Regions from separate parts of the Homo sapiens genome. Here all the other regions are linked to region 3. Evidence: chromatin loops called from intact Hi-C (ENCODE). Cell type or tissue: natural killer cell. All regions are shown on one strand. Region 1 overlaps ADAMTS14 (ADAM metallopeptidase with thrombospondin type 1 motif 14). Region 2 has its middle 16 kb from the start of PRF1. Region 3 overlaps PALD1 (phosphatase domain containing paladin 1).

Region 1 (8,000 bases), 200 kb after region 3:
TGCCTGTAATCTCAGCTACTCGGGAGGCTGAGGCAGGAGAATCGCTTGAACCTGGGAGGCAGAGGTTGCAGTGAGCCAAGATCACGCCATTGTATTCCAGCCTGGGCGACAAGAGCGAAACTTTGTCTCAAAAAAAGAAAAAATTAGTTAAGATGGCAAACTTTATGTTATATAGATATTACCCCAATTTAAAAAACCTCATTTGATCACAATGCTGTTTATTGCAACAGCAAAACATTAGGACGTATCTCAAATGTTTATCTATAGAAGATTGGACAAAAATCATGGTCTGTTCATATAATACAGTACTATACAACAAGAAAAATGAACAGGCCTGAACTGTACTTACCAAAATAGATAAACTTCTGTTATAGAGAATACATTTAGGTGAGAAAAAGTACTTCAGTATGAAGTAAAAAAGCACTTCCAATGGATGTCATTTCCTTAATGTTTAGAGGGACACAACACAATCTGAAAATATTCTGGGATGCTCATTTATTAAGGCTGGTGGTGGCATCTGGATAGGGTTTTGTGAATAACTCCATACTTTTCTGTATTTTGAAATATTGCATTATGAATATTTGTAAAGAACCAAAAATCCACACACAACTCATGCATTTTATATGTCTCCATAATATATAGCTTCATTTGTTTTGATATAAAACAGATTGCTGGTCTTCAAAGGACCCCACAGATAAAAGTAACAGAGAGATGGCAGATAGTGGAAGATACTGGCCCTGTCGCAATAAGCAAAATATAGAGATGAATCTCTAAATTTAACTTTTATTAAGTAAGAATTGCAATTCAAGGCATACACAGAGACCGGGTGGTCTTCAGTATGTCCAAAGAACAAAGGAAAGGTTGGGGGTTTTATTAGAAAGAGACATGATATGTATTGTGTTGAACACCAACTCATTGGCACTAGACAAGCTTTTGGGAGCTGGCAAGCTCTGACTGGTGAGTGATGGTGCTATGGAAAACTAGCCGTGGAGTCACAGCAGGTTGTTTCAGCAGCTGCTAGGTAAAACTGGTCTTGGAATTACATCAGCCTGTTTCAGCAGCTGGCCCAGTGGAGAATTTAATTCTTGGAGCAGGTGCTAGGTGCCCTGAGTGCTTTTTCCCCTGGTCCCTCAACTCTGATTTAGTTGGGTGTGACAAGTATGACCCTATTCATATAATCAACTTTCACAGCCCCTTATGAGACTGACTGAGCAGTCAGGAGCTGTTAGCTGCTGTTTGTAATGATTCATCCTGGGAGGATATGCCGTGTTTGTCTCGTAGTTCTGTGTGGCCCCATGACCCTTGTGTCTCAGTGGTCACATGCTCCAGTGTGGGAAGTGGGGTCCTGCAAATTCCTCTCCTTCCAGCTAGATAAGGCTGTGGTCAGCATCTAAAAGGTGACCCAGTCACACTGGGCAACGCTGCTTTCCTGGAGTCCCTGCCCCTCCATTGAGGACCTCCACATTCCCTGTTTGTCAGAGTTAGAGTGGGTCAGGTCCAGGGGACGATGTGTGTGGCCACCCCCTGCAAACGGTGGTCCTCGGTCCTCTGGTGCCTCCTGCTCCTTGTACCCGCACCCTGCTCCATCAGGGAAGAAGACACTTTTGAACATACTTCTGCAGGCCCATGTTTGGTAAATCAAGTCACAAGATTATTGACTATCAGAGCTAGTCAGAGGAGGGTCCATGGAGACCCTGTCGCCCAGCTCTCTGTTTACAGAGTAAGACACTGAACCAGGGGTGGGGGGTAGCAGAAGCCACAATCCAGGCCCCTATATCCTGTTAATAGGATATCATCACATCAATCCACCTGCCCAGGTCACACCATGTAGTGGATTGCAACAGGGGAGTTTGCTAGAGTGATACACAAAATATTAAAGAACCCAGGCACAGACCAGACACAGTGCATGCAGGTGGTAGTAGGGAATGGGGTCCCAGAGGTTCCCTCCTGAGCCAGAGATTAACCGTTTAGATTGTGGAAAGGCCCATGGAGTTCTAGGCTCAGGGCAATGGCTCTTCACCATTGGTATCAGGACTATTTGGCAACAGGTACAGTGTCCCACTGAGGCTCCTTAGAAGCAGTCCTTGCATGTCCCTCTGGTCAAGTGAAGACTTGGTGCTCTCCTTTGTACCCTTTCTGTCCCCGGGCACTGGCTGGGCTCTGAGCTCACTGACTCGTCTTTCTTCTCTCCACCTACCCTGACCCCGGCCGCTATGCCTGGCACTGACCCACCCACGGCAGTGCTCTGCCACCTGTGGAGAGGGCATCCAGCAGCGGCAGGTGGTGTGCAGGACCAACGCCAACAGCCTCGGGCATTGCGAGGGGGATAGGCCAGACACTGTCCAGGTCTGCAGCCTGCCCGCCTGTGGAGGTGAGCCAGAGGGGATGGGGAGGCCAGGTCCAGTCCCTTGGGCCAAAGTCCCAAATACTAGAATTGCTTCTTCCTGCTCACAGGAAATCACCAGAACTCCACGGTGAGGGCCGATGTCTGGGAACTTGGGACGCCAGAGGGGCAGTGGGTGCCACAATCTGAACCCCTACATCCCATTAACAAGATATCATCAAGTAAGTACAGTCTATGGACCCTACCCTGCTCCCCAGACCTTTCAGTGGCCCTGGTGTTGCAGCATGGGCCACTCAGTGGAGCAAACCCAGCTTGTAGCTGTCTGTGTGACCTTCACCTCCCTGAGCCTCAGATACCTCAGTTATGAAGTGGGGAGGAGGCTCTACTGGTCCATGAGCCGTTACCTGCAATTCCAAAATGTTTATTTCTAAGTTTGGTGCAAACTTACCTGGCAGCAAAATCTGACCTGAACTAATGAGATCATTTATTCTTTTGATATAGAAATTTAGCCATATTTAGTTACAAGGTGATATCTCAGGCTCCATTGAGGATGTTCTATAATATAAACACAGAATATAATGTTTCTGATCCCAAAAGTTCTGAATTCTGAACTATATCTGGTTCCAATATTTTCAGACAAGCAATTGTAGATATGAGCTGCCTTCATAGGGCTGGTGAGATAATTGGATGAGAGAATGCATGCACTCCTGTCTGGCTGTCAGCTTCCAGTAACAATAGGCCTAGCAATTTCTCTCAGCCCCATGATTCAGTTCATCCTCCCATCTTTCCATTCATCCACCCACGGATAGATATTTACTGAGCAACTGCTACGTGCCAGGCTGTAGATTCTTCACTCCTTTCCTAGGTTCCATCTCTCTTTTCCTTCCTCACCCTCCCTAGGACCAGGGTCTGGCAAGATGAGTAGCAGAAAGATCAAAGACCCTAACTCCTAGTTAGAGGACCAGTTGGCTGCAAATTCGTTAACCTCTCTGAGCTTAGTGACCTCATCTGTAAGATAAGGTTCTGACTAGATGTCCTCAAAGGACCTTCTACCTCCAATCTTCTACTTCTCTGCTCCTAGGCTGAGGTTCTGACTGGGGGAGTGCCTGGGTTTCCTGCCGTCTTCCTTCCCAAAGCAAAGGACGATTCCGATTCTGGTTCCAGAAATCTGGCGCCATCTAGAGGCCACTGGCTTTCCATTTTTCTCTGATCTTTCTCTTGTTCCCCTAAGCCTGCCCCTCCACCTGTGTCTCTCTTTCCCTCTGTCCCTCCCACTCTTCCCACCTCCCTCTTTCTCTCTCTCTCTCTGGCAAAAATTAGTAGAAAGCAAAGCTCCTGCCTTCACATTCTGTCTGGAGAAGCCTACATGGAGTTATCACAGAAAGGTGTGATATTTTGGGCAAAGCAAACTAGTGTAATGAGCACTTATCTTTGCCAGGTGCTTTAAAGATGTTGTTTGCAATGTTATTATTCACTGGTAAGGGTCAACATCAGCCCCATTTTATAGGTGAAGCAACTGAGGCTTGGAGGGTTTAAGTGACTTGCCAAAGGCCTCACACTTTTAAGTGGTAGAGCCTGGATTTGAACTGAAATCTGCTTGATTCCAAATTAAGCAGTAGCAGTCTTAATGTCCCGATGTGTGCTGACTGTGGCAGGATGGTCAGTCTGCCTGTCCCAAGCATGAGTTGCCTGGGGTCTAGCCTGACCCTGGCTGGAGTGGGGCCAGACTCCTTGGGTTGATTGGGAGGGGCTAGGGTTCCCACTTCCATCCAGAGCAGCTGCAAGTTAGAAGCACCTGGTGGTAGGTCACACCCTAGATTGTCCAGTGTGTGGGTGAAGGAGACAGGCACCCCCAAGGATTCCAGTGTGCAGCAGGGCTGAGGGCGAATGGCGAAGGGCCAGGGTTCTCAGATGCGCCCACACGTGGAGTCCCCTGGAGGGCTTGTGAAAGCACAGCGCTGAGCCCCAGCCTGAGTTTCTGATGCAATAGGGCTGGGTGGTGCTGGAGGATGTGCATTGCCAGCAAGCTTCCAGGTGACGCTGCTGCTGCTGCGTGTGGGGACATCACTTTGAGATCTGCTGCTCTAGGGGATTTTACTTCCTCTTCCATGTAGTCAGGGCTGACTCTCCCGTCAGGTGGCTCTGTAGCCCCCACCCTGAGAAAAAGCTTTATAGTGGGTCCAGCAGGGGCAGGGGTGGAGGGCGGGCAGTCAGTGGGTAAGTGGGAGGGGGGGCCACCTGACTGACAGGCATCCCCACGTTGCTTCCATCCTTGTCCTTGTGCTGTGTGTGCAGCGGAGCCCTGCACGGGAGACAGGTCTGTCTTCTGCCAGATGGAAGTGCTCGATCGCTACTGCTCCATTCCCGGCTACCACCGGCTCTGCTGTGTGTCCTGCATCAAGAAGGCCTCGGGCCCCAACCCTGGCCCAGACCCTGGCCCAACCTCACTGCCCCCCTTCTCCACTCCTGGAAGCCCCTTACCAGGACCCCAGGACCCTGCAGATGCTGCAGAGCCTCCTGGAAAGCCAACGGGATCAGAGGACCATCAGCATGGCCGAGCCACACAGCTCCCAGGAGCTCTGGATACAAGCTCCCCAGGGACCCAGCATCCCTTTGCCCCTGAGACACCAATCCCTGGAGCATCCTGGAGCATCTCCCCTACCACCCCCGGGGGGCTGCCTTGGGGCTGGACTCAGACACCTACGCCAGTCCCTGAGGACAAAGGGCAACCTGGAGAAGACCTGAGACATCCCGGCACCAGCCTCCCTGCTGCCTCCCCGGTGACATGAGCTGTGCCCTGCCATCCCACTGGCACGTTTACACTCTGTGTACTGCCCCGTGACTCCCAGCTCAGAGGACACACATAGCAGGGCAGGCGCAAGCACAGACTTCATTTTAAATCATTCGCCTTCTTCTCGTTTGGGGCTGTGATGCTCTTTACCCCACAAAGCGGGGTGGGAGGAAGACAAAGATCAGGGAAAGCCCTAATCGGAGATACCTCAGCAAGCTGCCCCCGGCGGGACTGACCCTCTCAGGGCCCCTGTTGGTCTCCCCTGCCAAGACCAGGGTCAACTATTGCTCCCTCCTCACAGACCCTGGGCCTGGGCAGGTCTGAATCCCGGCTGGTCTGTAGCTAGAAGCTGTCAGGGCTGCCTGCCTTCCCGGAACTGTGAGGACCCCTGTGGAGGCCCTGCATATTTGGCCCCTCTCCCCAGAAAGGCAAAGCAGGGCCAGGGTAGGTGGGGGACTGTTCACAGCCAGGCCGAGAGGAGGGGGGCCTGGGAATGTGGCATGAGGCTTCCCAGCTGCAGGGCTGGAGGGGGTGGAACACAAGGTGATCGCAGGCCCAGCTCCTGGAAGCCAAGAGCTCCATGCAGTTCCACCAGCTGAGGCCAGGCAGCAGAGGCCAGTTTGTCTTTGCTGGCCAGAAGATGGTGCTCATGGCCATACTCTGGCCTTGCAGATGTCACTAGTGTTACTTCTAGTGACTCCAGATTACAGACTGGCCCCCCAATCTCACCCCAGCCCACCAGAGAAGGGGGCTCAGGACACCCTGGACCCCAAGTCCTCAGCATCCAGGGATTTCCAAACTGGCGCTCACTCCCTGACTCCACCAGGATGGCAACTTCAATTATCACTCTCAGCCTGGAAGGGGACTCTGTGGGACACAGAGGGAACACGATTTCTCAGGCTGTCCCTTCAATCATTGCCCTTCTCCGAAGATCGCTCCTGCTGGAGTCGGACATCTTCATCTTCTACCTGGCTCAAGCTGGGCCAGAGTGTGTGGTTCTCCCAGGGGTGGTTGGACCCCAGGACTGAGGACCAGAGTCCACTCATAGCCTGGCCCTGGAGATGACAAGGGCCACCCAGGCCAAGTGCCCCAGGGCAGGGTGCCAGCCCCTGGCCTGGTGCTGGAGTGGGGAAGACACACTCACCCACGGTGCTGTAAGGGCCTGAGCTGTGCTCAGCTGCCGGCCATGCTACCTCCAAGGGACAGGTAACAGTCTTAGATCCTCTGGCTCTCAGGAAGTGGCAGGGGGTCCCAGGACACCTCCGGGGTCTTGGAGGATGTCTCCTAAACTCCTGCCAGGTGATAGAGGTGCTTCTCACTTCTTCCTTCCCCAAGGCAAAGGGGCTGTTCTGAGCCAGCCTGGAGGAACATGAGTAGTGGGCCCCTGGCCTGCAACCCCTTTGGAGAGTGGAGGTCCTGGGGGGCTCCCCGCCCTCCCCCTGTTGCCCTCCCCTCCCTGGGATGCTGGGGCACACGCGGAGTCATTCCTGTGAGAACCAGCCTGGCCTGTGTTAAACTCTTGTGCCTTGGAAATCCAGATCTTTAAAATTTTATGTATTTATTAACATCGCCATTGGACCCCAAAAGGTTGTGTGTGTGTTTCTTTTTCTCTCTCTGATTTATGGGAAGGGGACAATGAAGCCAGAGCTCGAAGGTTGAGGGCTGGGCTGTAGCAAGAGAACTGGGGGTGGGGGCGCAGCTCACTGTGGCTGTCTCCTGTCCCTCCACCTTTCCACCCATGCCCTGCTGCGTCACTGCCAGGTGGGACACAGGGTTGCCACTGGTTTCTTGGCTACTGAATCTCCTGTTTCCCTGAGGCCCAAGTTCCAGGACAACACTTTATTTCAGGTTATTGTGAAATTCTCAACCTGTTTAAATGCAACTAGAGGCCAGTGGGGCAGAGTGGCTCATGCCTGTAATCCCAGCACTTTTGGAGGTGGGAGTTCCAGACCAGCCTGAGCAACATAGCAAGATCCCGTCTCAACAAAAAATAAAAAGAACATTAGCCAGGCGTGGTGTTGCACGCCTGTGGTCTCAGCTATTTAGGAGGTGGAAGTGAGAGGATCCCTTGAGCCCAGGAGTTTGAGGCCACACTGAGCTGTGATTGCGCCATGGCACTCCAGCCTGGGTGACAGAGCATGACCCTGTCTCAAAAACAAAAAAGAACAACAAGAGGGGCTCTCTAAAGGAATCTTAGCAACCACAGAACAAAGAGACTGTCACTGAAAGCAAAATGACTGCAACCACTTTTGCCTTCTAAGCAGTGGCAGAATTTGTGTCATGGAGTAAAAGAATCTACACTGCTGGGCACTTAGAAAAGGTGAAGCTGGCAAAAGGGCTTCTTGTCATTGTGCAGAGCTCACTCCTCCCCTTAAGGCCGAGGAGAAAATGGTTTGGAGACTCCTACCCCCGTGGGGGTGGGAACACAGAGAGGGCAGCCTCTCCATCTGTCTTTGGCTGGGGGCTTTTTAGGATGCAGGTTGTCTAATATGTCTAAGGTTCAATTAAATTTCTGTTGCCATCTCCCCAAACATCTGGAAATGTCCACTCTCCAAATTGAGGGCTTTTTATGGGTCAGGATTTTTGCTTGTTTTGGTGGAAACTGAGAAAATGAAAGGATTCACGGGTGAAGATAGAGGAACAGCACCAAGGGCCCTCTTTCCATCGCAGCCTCAGAAACATCCCTCACTTCCTGTAGGAGCCCAGTGGGAAAGGCCATATGGGAATGGTCTCACCTCTTCCTGCCCTAAACGGTTTCCTGTTTGGAGTCTGGTGGGTGCAGGTGCCAGGGTGCCAGATTGCCTGTCTCTTCCCTGGAGGGGATTCTCCAGGCCACTCTGACTTCAAGGCTTTATCCACACCTGC
Region 2 (8,000 bases), 59 kb after region 3:
TAATGTACGATTACTTCATACTTTGGGTTTTAAGATTAGGTAATACACGTACCAAGATGCAAAAATCAAAGTGATGGAAAATATATACAGTGAATAATCCTTCTCTGGCTCTTTCCCCATTTGCTCCAGTCCAACTGACCTCCATAGGTGCCACTGTTGTTTTTTTTTTTCCTAATTTATTTGGTGGCCTCTCAGAGTTTTATCATGCAAATAAAAGCAAGTGCAGACATAAATAGTTTTTTATTCTCCTCCTTTCTCACACAAAAGAACCCTATTATACATCTTGCTGTGTACTTTGTCTTTATTTTTACTGAATACAGTTTGGAAATCTTACCTTGTAGCACATAATTTCCTCAATCTTTCATTTAAAAAAAATGTTGCATAGTATTTTGTTATATGGATGAACCGTAAGTTATTGGGCCAGCCTTTTAATGATGGCCATTTGGGTTATTTATAGTCTTTTGCTCTAATGAACAATGTTGCAGTAAATAACCTTGTACACGCCTCCTTTTGGACATGTGGAGGATATCTGTAGAATAAATTCCCAGGAATTGAATTGCTGGAACAGAACCTTACACATTTTTAATTTTGTAATAAATTTGCTATAAATAGCCCCCATAAGGACAGCACCAGTTTTCACTCTTACCAGCAAAGCATAAGTGGCCTCATTTCCCTCAGTCTTACCTATGACATTTTTTTGTTTAGTTAATTTTTGCTTTTAATGATTTATGTGTAAACTCTGTTTCATTCTTTTTCAAAATTTCATGACTATGTCTTCTAGTTATTGAAACAAATTTTAAACATGTCAACGTATTCATTTTGGGTTTTATATCTAGTTATGCCAACACATAAAATCTTTGGTGCAGCTCATTCTTTATCTTGTTATACAGCTGAATCTTCCTGGTTGGTGGATTGTTTCCTTGAGGGTTTTGCTTGCAATGTTAGATTGTGAGCTCATTCTTGGCTGCCCTTCACCTGTGGGAATCCTGCAAAGTTTAGGATTGAGAACATTCCTCCAAAGTGGGTTTGCATGTGCTTTTATGAGACACTTCCCGTTTTTACCGACTCAGACCTATTTATGCTTATTTTTTGGCTTGGCATGTTCTGACTCACGCAAGTGGCATATGGGAAGGTAGACCTGTGGTTCTGATGTTTAAGGAGAGACCGTCCTTCCACTCAGATTTAAGACTGAGAAAAATGAGTTTTTTTCTGGACTCCCTATCCCAGTAAATAGATCCTTTTAACAGCCTATCCTTTGATTGACATTATTAGCCCTTTGAGTATTTATTTAGTTTTTTACGTGGAGTGGTCTCAGCTTCAATTCCCCTACTCTGCAACCCTGCCCAGCCTTATTTCCTGTTGCTCGTGTGGTCACCGTAGCCTGAGGTTCTGGCTTCCCTGGCCAGGCCTGTGTCCTCAGGGTATCCCTGGCTGTTGGCCTGCTTTACCCTCTAGTTTTTGCTTCTTTATTATTTTTGGCTGCTTAGAATTTCCCTTACTTTTTTCCAATTTTGTTTATGCTTTTTGATATATGTATTTAATTCTGTCTTTCTAGGTAACAGAAGTGGGTTTTCTCATAGAAAGCTTTTAAGGATAGCTACTCTGTAATATTTGTTCTTTATTCTTTCAGTCAGTGAATATTTATTGATTGCCTACTATGTGCTAGATTATTCTGTTCTTTCTGTTTTACTTTAAAAGACTCAAAGGACTCTGGTAGGTATAGCAACCACTAGTTAATTCAGATGAAGGAGTTTTTTTGTTTGTTTGTTTTGTTTGCTTGTTTTTTCCTGTTTTAACATAGAGATCTTTTTCATTGTTGTTGTAGAGAGGGAGTCTCATTATATCACCCAGGCTGGTCTCAAACTCCTGGGCTCAAGGGATCCTCCCATCTCAGTCTCCTGAGTAGCTGGGATTATAGGCATGAGCCACCATGCCCAGCTCCTAGCACAGAGATCTAAGCCCATGGTGGTGAGGGCTATGAACAAGCCTATGGTGGTTACAAATTCATACCGACAACATTTTCATATGAGATTGACCCAATTTAGGGAGCACAAAGAGAGCATTTCTAACACCTTTGATTTGAGGTCTACCCCGCCACATCAACTCTATCAGCTAACCAAACAAGAACCTAGAATGCGAATGTGCATGTTGTGGAAATGAGTAGTAGAAGTAGAATCTCCCGCTGTAATGACTGAATGTTTATGTTTCTCCCAAAATTCATTTGTTCAAATCCCAACCACCAATGTGATGGTACTAGGAGGTGGAGCCTTTGGGAAGTAATAGGCTATGAGGGTGGTAATCAGGTCATAATCCCTTATGAATGGTGTCAGTGCCCTTATTAGAGAGGCTCCAGAGGACTGGAATGAAATGAGGAGACAGCCGTCTGCAGCTCAGAGGAGGGCCCTTGCCAGAGCCCAGCAAGCTGGCACCCTAATCTCAGACTTCTGGCCTCCAGAACTGGGAGACATCAATTTCTGTTCTTTGAAGTCACCCAGTCTGTGGTACTTCTGTTATAGCAGACTGAACAGATGAAGAGACCTGCATTTGTTTTGTTTTAAATCAATGGTAACACTGAGGATTGCTATAAGGATTACCGTAGGAATCTCCCCAAATGAACCTATACTTAGAGGAACTGGAAAGACATCAGGGTCCCCTTCTCTCCTGTCCTTTCTGTATCTCCTGTTCAGATTTTGTAGGCTTTTACCTCCCTTTCTTTCTCTTCTTCATTCTTCCCTTTTACCAGATTGACTTCTTGCCCCTCATTTGCTTCAGGAGACCCATGGTAGCTGTTTAGAAATGGCAGCCCCAGTCGTCTCATTTGGCTCCATGACCCCCACTCTTGATTTTGTCTGACACAGACTTTACAGTTTACAAAGAATTTTGTGTGTGTTATTTCATCTGCACCTAACAATGTTGTGACATATGCAAAATATTGTTATCCCTATTTTTTTTTTAATTAAAAAAACTGAGACCCAGCAAGAAGTACTTGCCCAATGTTATACAACCAACAAGTGGCAGAGCAGGGAGCAGACCTAGGTTTTCTGGCTTGAGGCCAGTGCTCTCGCAGGAGCGCAGCTCATACAGCTGTCTAGCAAATCCACGTTCAAGTGAAATTCCAATGTCTGGAAAAACTGGATTTCTAACTCATCCCTGAGCTCCCAGTTTTCTGATATTTCTATTAAAGAACAGTGGGTCTGTTACTTCTCTGTGAGAGCAATGCCCTTAGATTATACAGTTTAAAAATTTGGTGTGGGTTTTGTGAATGTTTTGACAGTCTGCCTACCATTTGGTCTGGCCAGCCAGCCATGCTGAGCCATGGCTGGGGTTTTTTGATGGATTGCTAGTGGCCAAGGGCTTGTGAAAACATAAATGTCTCACTGAGCGCAAACCTGAATGGAAAAAAAGAAAAGAAGTTCTGAGTAAGAGTCTGACTAATGACTTCTTGGAAGAAACTGAACAGTGTCTGAGACTTTTTCATCTGCCTTTAGCTAGCAAAGTTTCTTCCGAAAGCCCCACAGCCCCACGCATTTGACTAGCACTGGTGGATGTGTACATTCATCCACCATGCCACGCATTGATGGAGTCTTTAATGAACACATACTATGCACCAGGTGCTAGTAATCATAGAGAGGGCTACAAAGACACATAAAATAGAGTTCCATCCTTAAAGGAGCCTACCATCCAAATATACATTTTGGCATCATAACTGAACTTATAGTTCTGGGAGCCAGAGTGCCTGGTCAAAATTCTGGCTCTACTGCTTTCTACTAACAACAATTAACCTTGTATCCGAGTATTTATCTCTTTAAGCTGCAGTGTCTTCATCTGTAAAATAAGACCAACAAAGGTACCCATCCATCTATGCCTCTAACTCAGAGCACTGCTTTGAAGATGAAATGAGGTAATAATGTGTTTAAAGAGCTTGACGCAGAGTAAAAGATCAAAATAAAACTGAAGTCATTGGCATAAAACCTTAAAGGTGGTTTGAGATGTGTGGCTTAGCAATGAAGAGCTACCGTGGTTCGGAGGGGAGCAGTGGGTTTGGGTCTCTATGTTACCAGAACAAGATGCATGCGAAGGACTGGCAGGTAGCAAAGACTGTGCAGAGGTTTTCAGGGAGGAGAACAACAGGGGCAAAAGCATGGAGACAAAAAAGAGCGACTCACATGAAGGAAACAGCATGTGTTTCTGGGTTGGACTAGGATGTAGGGATAAATGAGTGGGTATTAATCATTATAACTGTAAGCATCCCATGTTTAACATGCACTCTCTGCCAGACACCTTGTGAATTTATAATTATCATGTAAATTAATCCTCCCAACAACCCATGAAATCGCCTCATAAAATCTTGAAACTTGCCAGCTAAATATCCTTCTAGGACAAAGTCTCACACAGAGGCAAAATGGCTGGGACTAGACTCTAAACTGAGCAAGACAGGGAGCCATGTACAGATAAGGTCCAGACAAAACTGGAGGAAGGCGACAGAGGAAGTCATTCCCAGAATCTTCAACCCATTTTAAAGACATTTTTCAGTACAACAGAAGAGGGAGCCCTAGAGTCACGAATCTAGGCCAAGAAATCTTTTCCCATTCTCCCCATTGAGGACTGCCCGAAAAACTATCTCACTTAAACATACGTAATGCAAAAGGATTGCAGAGGAGAAATCCAGTCCCATTCAGTTTTTGTTTTGTTTTGTTTTGTTTTGTTTTTAAAGAAAAAAGTTGATTAGCATAGTAACAGATCATCAGGCAATGATCTCTGGAAAGACATGCCCTACAAAATACATAAAATTTTTCATTTGATATTTTTAAATGAAGTAGAAGAGTTTTTAAAATGACAGAATTTAGGAAACTAAAGCATAAGTCAGGATTATAAAAATTAAGAGATGAGATAATTGGATACAAGGAAAATTTGAAAAGAGCTCACACAGAATTTAGTTAGGAAAAAACCATTTTTCTTTTCTAAAAAAAACCTCTAACCATTTTAGAAATAAAAAGAAGCTAGAATGAATAAATAACATAAATAATGTCATAAGAGAAATAGAAGATGAAACAGAGGAAATTAAAAAAATCAAAAGTGGAGACTGGTTTAAAAAAAGATATAAAGGTGATAGATATGGAAGATAGAGAAGATCCAACCCATGTATAAAAGAGACCTTAAAGAAGAAAACTGAAGTAATGAAACAGAATAAATACATACTGTAGTGAAATATGTTAACATACCTCTCTTTTTAACTGATAAAACAGGTGGACAATAAAATCAGTAAAGATACAAAAAAATTGAACAATGCAATGATAAGCTTGACCCAACTGACATATATAGGACACTGTACCCATACACCAAAGTGTTGATGAAAAGGCTAAACTTTGTAAAATATTTAAAGAGGCTTATTCAGAGCCAATATGAGTGACCATGGCCCAGGATACGTTCTCAAGAGGTCCTAAGAAAGTGTGCCCAAGGTGGTTGGGCTACAGTTTGGTTTTATACATTTTAGGGAACAAGAGTTGCAAGGAAAGACATAAGTCAATACATGGAAGGTGTACATTGGTTCAGCCTAAAGAGGTGGGATGTCTTATGGGGAGGGGACTGCTTCCAGGTCATATAGGTAGATTCAAAGATTTTCTGATTGGCAATTGGTTGAAAGAGTTAAGCTTTGTCTAAAGGCTTAAGAAGTCAGTAGAAAGGAATCCTTGAGCTAAGACAAGGGGGTTGTGGAAGCCAAGGCCCTTGTTACGTAGATGAAGTCTCATAGGTGGCAGCCCGCAGACAGCATGTGATGCCATACCAGAGTTAGGTTGGAATTTTGTGTTTTATTACTACAAAGAGTCTGTTTTGTCGGTCTTATGATCTCTCTTTTAATATTAATGCTGGCCAGTTGTGCCTAAACTCCAAAAGGGAGGGGGCATAATGAGGCCTCTCCAACTTCCCTTCCCATCATGATTTGGAATTCATTTTTTCAGGTTTTCCTTGGCCCAGAGGGAGTCCATTCAATCAGTTGGGTAGCTTAGGATTTTGTTTTTGGTTTACAAAAGAAATATGTCTTTTTTTCAAGTGCGTACTGAACATTTACCTAAATTGGCAATTTACTGGGCCATAAAATATCTCAAAACATTTCAATGGATTAAAAATTTACAGAGAATGTTACTCAGTGGATTAAGCAAGAAATCAATAACAAGAACAAAAAAACAAACAAACAAAAAATCAAAATGTTTGAAAATATACAAGGGTTAAATTACATTTAGCCTAAAGCTGCCTCCTTACATAGTTCAAGTTTGGCCTAAAGGTTTCTCAGTAAGTAATGAACTGTAACCTAACTGGATGTGTAAACAGACTATAACCTACTCTTTTATTTTATTTTATTTTTTTGACAGAGAGTCTCACTGTGTCACCTAGGCTGGAGTGCAATGGCACAATCTTGGCTCACTGCAACCTCCACCTCCCAGGTTCAAGTGATTCTTGTGCCTCGGCCTCGCAAGTAGCTGGGATTAGGTGCGCACCACCATGCCCAGCTAATTTTTGTATTTTTAGTAGACATGGGGTTTCACCATGTTGTCCAGGCTGGTCTTGAACTCCTGACCTCAGGTGATCCACCCGCCTTGGCCTCCCAAAGTGCTAGGATTATAGGTGTGGGCGACCATGCCAGGCCTTGTAACCTACTCTTGTAACAAGTAGGTCTTAGCCAATCACAGCAGTCATATTTCAACCACTTACAGGCAGCCAATGGTTCAAACCATGCTCAGATAAGGCAAACGCTTAGTTGCCTTTTGGATTGGCTGCCAAGCAACTAATCTGGCTGTTCCTGCGTCTCACTTCTGTTTTCTGTATTTCACTTTCCCTTTTCTGTCCATAAATCCTTTCCAACCACCAGAGTCACTTTGAACCTCTTCTGGTTCTAGGGACTGCCCAATTTGTGAAATGTTCTTTGCTCAATTAAACTCTGTTAAATTTAATTTGTCTAAAACTTTTCTTCTAACACCAATATCCTTCAAAATAAGTTCCAAATCAAAGAATAAGTCAGAAAATACTTTTAACTGAATGATAAAAATATGATACACTAAAATACATGGGATGCAACTAATATTATGTTTAGAGGGAAGTTTATGGTCATAAATGCACATTTCAGAAAAGGAGAAAGATTTAATATTGTAAAAAAACAAAATATGTTACTCTAAAATATGGTTTTAGCAGATCAGAATATGCCACTCCAAAATATGCCTCTGGCATAAGAATGATTTTGAGCTGATTATTATTATTTATTTATTTTTGAGACAGAGTCTCACTCTGTTGCCCATGCTGGAGTGCAGTGGTGCGATCTCCGCTCACTGCAAGCTCCGCCTCCCAGGTTCACATCATTCTCCTGCCTCAGCCTCCTGAGTAGCTGGGACTACAGGCACCTGCCACCATGGCTGGCTAATTTTTTTTTTTTTTTTGTATTTTTAGTAGAGACGGGGTTTCACCATATTAGCCAGGATGGCCTCGATCTCCTGACCTCGTGATCTGCTTGTCTCAGCCTCCCAAAGTGCTGGGATTACAAATGTGAATCACTACGCCTGGCCGAGCTGAGTATTTTTGATGGCAGTGGCTGCTGCCATCATGCTGGCTGCAGCAGGGAGGCACGGCTTTGGCTGCACACTCCATAAAGCTGGTGGGAGTTGGGAGGAGAGCTCTCTGGGTGCTGCTGCAACTGCCCAACCAGCAGCTTCAGACCCAGGCCTCCTGCTCTACAGAGCACACAGGAGACTCACCCTCCTGGGTGGGGCTACAGCCGTCCAAATTGCAGCTGTGCTCTTTGAGGAGGTCTGGGAGCAGGCAGGATCTGCCCTCCTGGGTGTGGCTGTGACCGCCCTCCCAGGTGCAGGAGCTGGTGTCTCTGCAGCCTGCACCCTCAGTGGCCTTAGGAAGGACACTCCTCCATCCCTCCAAGCTCAGAGGTGTCTTTTCCCACTGCCTGGCTTCTCTTCACTCATGGTGCCTCCTCTGATCTTGGAGGGGGTGTTGGG
Region 3 (8,000 bases):
CTCCATCTCAAAACAAAACAAAACAAAAACCCTGGCTGCCAAAGTTGTTCCCCAGAGACATGGTTCCAATAAGTAATGTGTCTTGGGAGCAGGGCTGGAGCAATTAGGGCAGCCCTGCAGTGCTATGAGCTGTCACATAAAATAGAACCCAAGCAAAGGCTGCTTACTAGGCTCTTTCACTTGAACCCAGCCTAGAACGGCTTCCAGAACGGAGTGTGTGTGTGAGTGTGCATGTGAGTACCCGTGTGCTTTTGTGTGTGTAGGGCACATGTTCTCAGTAGCCGAGACCTCTCTCTCTCTCTCTCTCTCTCTCTCTGTCTCTGTCTCTCTGTCTCTCTTTTTGAGATGGGGTCTTGCTCTGTTGCCCAGGCTGGAGTGCAGTGGTGCAATCATACCTCACTGTAGCCTCAACCTCCTAGGTTCAGGTGATTCTCCTGCCTCGGCCTCCAGAGTAGGCAGCACTACAGAGATGCGCCACCAGGCCTGGCTAATTTTTTTATTTTTCTGTAGAGACAGGGTCTTTGCTGTGGTGCCCAGGCTGGCCTCAAACTACTGGGCTCAAGTCATCCTCTCGCCTCAGCCTCCCAAAGTGCTGGGATTACAGGTGTGAGCCACCATACCTGGCTGCTGAGACCGCTCATCTCTCTTCCTTCCCATTGTAGGGCAAGCTGGTATTTCCATTCTCCAGGAGGACTTTCCTGCTTTATTCAACAACAAACATCCATTGAGCAGCTATGGTTTCTAAGTGTGCACCACTGGGCTTAGAATTGTTGATGGGCTTGAGGGGATTAATCTCAACTCCAGCACCACCGCCTCCTTCACCCCCTGGGTAATCCCGAGACCCTGACTTGGTGCCTGCTGCTCTCATTGTCCCGATTGTGGTTGTTACCAGAGGTCCTTGTTTCTGCTGCAAGATCCACCTCTGAAACCCTGACTCCAGGACCCTGCCTGGCACAAGTAGGGGCTCCACAAATGTCTTTCTAGTGAGTGGATGGAGGGAAGGTTGAGTAAATCATTGCATAAATAAATAGGAAAACCTGACTCTACCTTTATTATTAACTATTAGTCTTCCAGGACAGAGCGTTCTTCTGCAGCAAGCAAAAGAGCCCTGGGTCAGGGGTTGGAAGCCCTGGCTGCAGCCCTGGCTCTGCCAGTAACTCCCTGTGGAACCTTGGGCAAGTCACTTTGGCCTGCTGGACCCCTGTTTTTCCATCTGTCACCTGGAGTTGTTACCCTTGCTCTGTGTGCTTTGAGGGATGGTGGTGAGGACCAGTCTGGGGCCCATGGCAGGTGGGATGGGGTGTGGGGTGTGCAGGGTGGCTGGGCTGCCAGGCAGGCTCTATGGGCTACATGCGGACACAGTGGGCCTCTTGAGGAACGAGACTGTGTCCTCTCAGCATTGAATCTCTGTGCCTGGCCTAGAGGTGCTGCTGAACAGCGTCTGTTGAACTCACAGCATGCAGAGTGGCCCACGGCACCAGGTCAAGTCCCTTCACACTTTGAAATTACTTAACAAAATATGATGTCACCTTTGGAAAATGGGTTACTGGTAGGGATTGAGGGCAATTTTGTCCTTCCAGGGGTTAGGTACAGAAAAGCGTCCTGTACTGGGGCCCCACCGCTGGGCTGGCCTGAGGATGCAGTTTGCAGGGACTCGGTGGGGACCCACCACACGCAGCGGCTGGTGCTGCACGTGGGAAGAGGGTGGGCTGCCAGCCCTGGAACCTGCCCTTCAGCCACTGGCCATCTTTGGGGACTGTCACTTGCCTCCCCACCTCAGCTGGAGGCAGAGGTCACCAGGCCAGGTTTCTTTCTGTTGAGTGGGTGAGCGAGGGGATACTAAGGAGTCTTCAGTAATGGCAGGGGGTGGCAGGGTGGGGAGTGTTGCTGTCTGGCTTGGCTTGATGAAGACCCTGAACCTGGCCTTGTTGGCTCTTCCTTTTTTTTTTTTTTTTTTTTAGAGACAGAGTCTTGCTCTGTCACCCAGGCTGCAGTGCAGTGGCGCAGTCATGGTTCACTGACTGTAACCTCTGCCTCTTGGGCTCAAGTCATCCTCCCACCTCAGCCCCCAGGCCTGAATGACTGGGGCTACAGGCATGTGCCACCACACCTGCCTCTTTTTTGTTGTTGTTTTGGTAGAGACAGGATCTTGCTCTGTTGCCTGGGTTGCTGGCTCTTCTTATTTCTCCTCTGGGGCTGTCTTCTCCTGAGCCTCAGCTGAGTCCAGGTCTTCAAGCATGTGGCCTCCTCGGTGGACAGGAGGCCTGGGTTCCTGCTTGGGCTCTGTTGCCTACTCTCCATGTGACCATGGCAGGTCATTTCACCTCTTTGACCTCAGCCTCCCTTTCTGGAAGGCAAAGGGGTTGGCACAGGCAACCGAGGTGTCCTGTGAAGCTGGAATGAATGAAAATGCAAGGTGCACATGTTTGTCATTCATTGATTTGACAAACGGTTATTACACACCTACTAAGTGCACTGCGCTAGGTGCTGGAGATGCCATACAAAGGGCAAAAGCTCCCGTCCTCATGGAGTCTGCACTCTAGTGACGGAGATCTGCGGCAGGCAGCACACACATCAGGGCCGTGGTCTGTTGGACAGCGGGGTATCCGTTGGGAGAAGCGGAGCCTCTAAGTGTCACATGTTGCAACTATCTGAGGCTGGTATTACACGGGGAGTAAGAAGAATTTTAGCAAATTCTTGTAAGAATTTGCTAAAATTCTTCTTACTAAAGAAGGTACAGAAAGGCACGTTTTAAGAGAAAGTATGTAAAAGGTAAAGAAAGGCAGATTTTTAGAGAAAGTATGAAAATACATTGCAAGGGTGCAGTGGGCAAGTTAGCAAGAGAAGTGCTGGTTGCAAGGAGACAGAGGCTGGCTGGGGATTTTTTAGGACAGTGCTTGTGCTGTTTGCTGAAGAGGGCTTTGTGCAGTACTGATAATGCCGAGGTTGCAGTGAGCTAAGTTGCATTTTTCTATCAGCCGAGGGTCTGGTGATAGCTGGGCACTGGAAGATTGTGTCATTTGCGTAGGAGGGCCGTGTCCCTGGACCATGAAGAAAGGCAGACTTGGAGCTTATCTGCTTTCTCTCTTTGCTTTCTCCTGGTCCCGCCAGCCTTACCCCTTTCCCTAATTAGGACTCCACAGTTATGAGGTGCCGACGGGGCGGTATGAGGGCTTGCAGTGAGGGGTGGTTAGGCAGGGACTCCATGAGAAGGTGGTGTTGAACAGACCTGAAGGAGGAGCTGTGCTGGCATCCGGGGGAAGAATGGTTCAGACAGAGGGTGTGGCTTGCGTGCAGTCCCCGAGGTGGGAGCTGTGTGTTTGAGGAGCAGAGCTAGGGAACTGGAGGGCAGGAGAGGAGGGTAGAGGTTATGGGGACAGGAGGCAGACTGTGGGGCCTTTTCTGGGATTGCTGGGACTTTGGCTTCTACTCTGAGTGCAAAGGAAGAAATCACAGGGTTTTGGGCAGACGCTTACTGTTTGTACAGTCATTTAGGTGCTGTGTTGAGAATAGACAGCAGGGGGCGGGAGAGGTGGCAGGGGGCCAGCCAGGGGCTGTCGCTGAGTCAAGGGTGTCTGGGACCAGGGTGGTGAGAGGCGGTCAGCCTCTGGAGGTGTTTCGAAGTGGAGCCAGTGAGGTTTCCTGACTGACTGGCCGTGGGGTTGAGAAGGGCGAAGTGAAGGAGGAGTCCCGGGTTCTGGCCTGTGTACCTGGGAGGTTGGAGTTGCCACTGAGATGGGCAGGCTTATGGACGCAGCAGGTTTGGGGTGTGCTCAGGAGGTTCACTGGGACATGCTTTGTGGGTTTGGGCTGCCTGACCCTTATCCATGCGGAGCACTTGAGCTGCTGGCATGTCCAGTCTGCAATCCTCAGAGTCTGTCTAGGATCTGGATTCAAGATGATACTAGAAGCTGTGAGCCAGGACAAGAGGGCCTGGGGAGGAGTGCTCACTGAGCGCCTGCCACATACCAAGTTCTCTGCAGACCCCCAGGGCGGTGGGGAGAAGGGGGAGGTGTAAACCTGGTTATTGGCTGGTGCCCGCCCCTGGGTTTATGGTTGTTTTGAGACAGCCCCTGCCTTGATGAAGCAATTAGAATCTGTTAAGATGGAATTTAGTGCAATGTTTAATTGAAAGGTTCAGCCTGAGGGCAGAGGAGGCTAAGAAGGGCAGGGCTGTTGGGCTGGAAGGCCCGGAGCAGGCTTGCACTTTGGGAGAGTGGGGGCTTGTCATAGGCCTGGAGGGAACCCGACCAGGCAGGAGGAACAGCATGGGTGAAGGTACAGAGACAAGAGTGAGCAGGGAGTGGTGGGCTTGACTGTGGCCAAGTGGGGGAGGGTGGTAGGAAGAGCTGGGGTCTTGGGGCTCATCTCCCAGCTCAGAACTCTGAGTTTGGGCAGGATGCCTACTCTTTGAAGGGTTAACTAAGCATGTGCTAAACAAACAAATAAACAAACAAACCAAAAACAACCTTGCTGAACCTCATCTGCAAAATGGGACAGTCCCGCCTCCTTCACTGGGTTGCTAGGAGAATGTGTTAGGGTCTAATCCTCAGGTCAGGATGTGACGCGCTCGGCCCGCAGGTGGCACTCAGTAGACCCTGACGCACGTGTTCTGCTTGTGTGGTAGCCTGGGGAGGCTCCCCAGCCCTGCCTCAGTGGGCCTCTCCCTGGTGGCCCGGCAAAGAGCAGAGCTTCATGAGAGCCCCTGCTGGCACTGCTGGGCTGCCTCGATGCCAGCCAGGCCGGAGGCTTGAGATGCCCGAAGTACCCAGTGCCCCGGCCACCTCTCCTGGCCCTCTTCTATTTTAGGGCTCAGTCCAATGGATGAGGAAGCCTTGTCCGGCTCCACCACAGCTAATGACAGCCTGGCAGGCCGTATATAAACAGCTCCACTATTTTTATCAACAGGAGGTGGCTGACCCGTCCTCCCCAGGCAGTGTGCTAACATGGGGGACGGTGTTAAGGAAACCAGGGCCTTGATAGGAAGATGGGCAATTGTCTCAAATCACAGACCTGTGATCCAGCAAGATGTGCCCTCGGAACCTTCTGGGGGCGGGGGTCAGGCGTCACCTGTACACAGTGGTCTGAATTTGGAGATAATTCTACCTTTGCCAGTAGAGCTCAGAAGGAGCCACTCCACCTCTTACCCCAGAGAATCTTTCTCAGACCTAATCCTTACCCGTGTCTCTTGCAACAGGCAGCCTCCATCCCCACGGCTGTGGGAGAGGATCGTGCTGGTGCGGTCGTGTCCATGGCACAGAGCCAGAGCTGAGGGCGTTTCACGCCCATAGCACATTGCCTCTGAGCTCTTTAATTGAAAGCAGTTTAGAATGGCTCTTGCCCGGTGGAACTGTGGGTGATTTCCTTTTCTTCCTTCTAAGAAAATGTTTTGAAATAGGCTCCAGGCTTTCGGATGGAGCTTGGGGAAGGATAGAAGCAGCCTAAGGGGTGGGGTGGAGAGCGGCCAGTTGCATTGTGGCGCAGACCGTCCATCCTTGCAGATAGGTGGGGTTGCGTTGTATTGGCTGCGGTTTATATTTAGGTAAAATCTTTGTTGTTGTTGTTCACTCCCCAGTCTCTAAGCAAATCCTGCCCCCAGCGGCCCCAGCACTTCTGTGGCAGCCATGGGCCATTCCCGCCCTCAAATCCCCAGAAACCCTCACTGGCCTCTGTCTGCAGGGCCAGGCCTTGGCTTGGCCTCCATACCCACTCCAGGCCTGGCCTCTCACCTTTACCCCTCCCCTACCGCCATGAGCTCCTCCCACTCTGCCCACCCTGGGAGGGGGTTCCCTGGGGACTCACCTCATTCTCGGGCCCCCTTCCTGCCTTTCATGCCCTCCGCCACTCAAGGCACCATTCTGCCTCCTCTCTGTAGACCTCACCCACCCTAGATGTCCCCTCTTCCTTGAGCCTGCAGCTGCTGTGGCTGCTTTGAAATTATTTCCATCCCCCTCCAGGCACGGAGGGCAGGGCCTGTGAGTAGTTCATCTTTGCATCCCCAGTATGTGGCTTGGGTGATGGGCACGGTGTAGTGGTCCCTCCCTGCTGGATGGATGAGCGGATTAGTGAGCTTTCTGTGGTGCACACGTGCCTTCTCATCCCTCACTTTGCTGAGAAATCCTACTTCCATAAACCTGGGGCCTGTGAGTTTAAATGGCAGAACCAGGACCTGAACCCAGCTCATGGGACTCATGTCTCCCAGGGAGTCACAGTGCTGGCTCTGGTCCCCTCGCCCCTCTTGGGCACAGCCTGCTGTCCACCTTTCACCCCTGTCCCCATCTCCAGGGCCCCAGAGCTCCTTCTGGATGGATGGGTGGGCAGGCTTTGCAAGTTACCATCTACTCTGCGACCCTGGAGGCAAAGACAGCAAAGGCCGTGGAGGTAGAAGTGGGAGGTTGGGGACCACAGGCCCTGCTCAGGCTACTCCAGCTCTGATTCCTGGGACTGTGGACTGTGCCACGTCTGAGGCCGCAGAGCCCACCCTGGGGCTAAGGAGGAGATGCATGTAGGCTGATGTTGTGTTCCTGTGCGGAAGGGCTTCCAGCTGCAGCCCAGCTGTGAGGAGAGCAGCCCTTTCCGGCTCCCAGAGGCTGGGGCTTGCTGTGCCCTCGCACAGATGTTCCTGGTGCCCGAGGGATGACCCCTGTGCCACGTCCTCTTCCTGGAGCAGGGAGAGCTGCTGTGGGTTTGGGGGATGGGGTGAGAAGGGGATGGGTGTGAGGCGAGGTGTGGCCTTCGCTTTCCAAACTCCCCTTCCATAGCGTGCAGGGGAGGGTGCTGGGTGGGTGACATGTCTGTGAGGGGTGGAAGGAGCAGGGTGGGCAGGGTGCCCTGTAGGAGAGCCTGGCTGTGCATGTCCTGGGCCTTATCCCCTGGCCTGTGGCCTGTCCCCTGACTCCCCAAATCATGGAGAACCTAGAAGGGACCCTCTTTAAGTTCCCTTCCTCCTGAGCACAAATCTCCCATACATCTTCTGTTAACAAGTCACTCATACTCTCAAACCCTCAGTGGCTCCCCAGTACTGAAGCCATAACGTGTAACCTTAGCTATAGAGAGTCACCCAGAGGGATTTTGACAATCCCGATGCCCAGGCTACACCCTGCTGAGATTCTCATTGGATTTTTCTAAGTGGGGCCCAGGCATCTGCATTTTAAAGTTCCTCATGTTTCTCATGGACAGCAAGGTTGTGAACCGCTGACCTGGGATAAACTTTCTAGGTGACAGGTGGCTTCCATAATAGATCCAGCCCAGCTCCCCGTCTTGTCCCTCCTCATCCTCCCTCCAGCCAGGCCAGCCCCTCTCAGCCCCCAAACTCCAGGCAGCAGCCTCACCTCTGTTTCCCCCATCTGGTCCACGTTCTGTCTGTGCAAATCCACCAGGCCTCCACGGCCCAGCGGCACTCCCACACTCTCTGGGAAATCTCTCTTTAATTGGCTTTGCTGTCCCTCTCCGCCCCAGCACGTGGCCTGGTGCCATTTCCCATGAAGATGCTCAGGCTTGCTTGCTTAAAAGATCGATGCCCCACAGCCTCCCCTGCACCCACACATCCTCTCCCAACCCCTCTCCTGAGCCACTTCCTCTCTTGCTGCTCCTTGGCCAGGTGGCCTTTCTCTGTTACCTGTCCCCAGCCTTGGAGAGGGTGAGGGCTGGGGGATCTGAGGGCTTTATGTGTACCCCTTTCACTTTTGGAAGTCACTTAGGGACCTTTGGGCTCAGAGGCCAAGATGGGGTTTCTCCCCTTCAAGGCTGGAGGATGAACTCACCCACCCAGTAGGCCCAGTGTAGGGGTGGATTGAGGGGAGGAGATTGATGTGCGTCCACACGGCAGAGCCTCGAGAATGTAGCCTTGATGACCCCTGCCATCGGCGCCTCCCAGGCCACTGGTCAGAGCCCTCATACCCTCGCCGAGGGAGGCCTGAGGGGCAGCAGAGAGAGGAGTGAAGCCTTTCCTCTGATCCTTGGAGGATTGGGGGTTGGCAGGAAGTGGCAGTAAGGGTCCT

Evidence for each region. Peaks named below come from ENCODE experiments on the same cell type or tissue, not always from the same donor. Only the 100,000 strongest peaks of a DNase experiment are listed, where the experiment ranks them.
Region 1: a loop joins it to region 3, with 9 times the contacts of the local background. A loop is called at or near these places in 108 of 110 quality-filtered maps.
Region 2: it touches region 3 in a loop (6-fold over the local background); 11 of 110 quality-filtered maps call a loop at or near these places.

Annotation. Positions count from the first base shown.
Region 1 is chr10:70,755,721-70,763,720 of GRCh38, forward strand. ADAMTS14 (ADAM metallopeptidase with thrombospondin type 1 motif 14) reads left to right here. Exons shown (of 22, transcript NM_080722.4): 20 at 2,242-2,371; 21 at 2,455-2,565; 22 at 4,640-6,721. The coding sequence ends at 5,133. Among named protein-coding and RNA genes, the nearest start is that of TBATA, 26 kb to the right of the region's middle. RefSeq lists enhancers at 915-1,874, 6,066-6,835. In natural killer cell, a CTCF peak has its summit at 3,512 (motif pointing left); a DNase peak (open chromatin) is centred at 3,511.
Region 2 is chr10:70,614,932-70,622,931 of GRCh38, forward strand. No RefSeq gene overlaps it. Among named protein-coding and RNA genes, the nearest start is that of PRF1, 16 kb to the left of the region's middle. In natural killer cell, CTCF peaks have their summits at 4,610 and 4,812; DNase peaks (open chromatin) are centred at 2,060 and 4,555; H3K27ac peaks cover 3,749 bases.
Region 3 is chr10:70,555,992-70,563,991 of GRCh38, forward strand. The region is part of intron 18 of PALD1 (phosphatase domain containing paladin 1); the gene reads left to right. Among named protein-coding and RNA genes, the nearest start is that of PRF1, 43 kb to the right of the region's middle. RefSeq lists enhancers at 3,188-4,131, 4,132-5,075. In natural killer cell, CTCF peaks have their summits at 3,506 (motif pointing right) and 3,707; DNase peaks (open chromatin) are centred at 3,240 and 3,520; H3K4me3 peaks cover 682 bases; H3K27ac peaks cover 1,167 bases.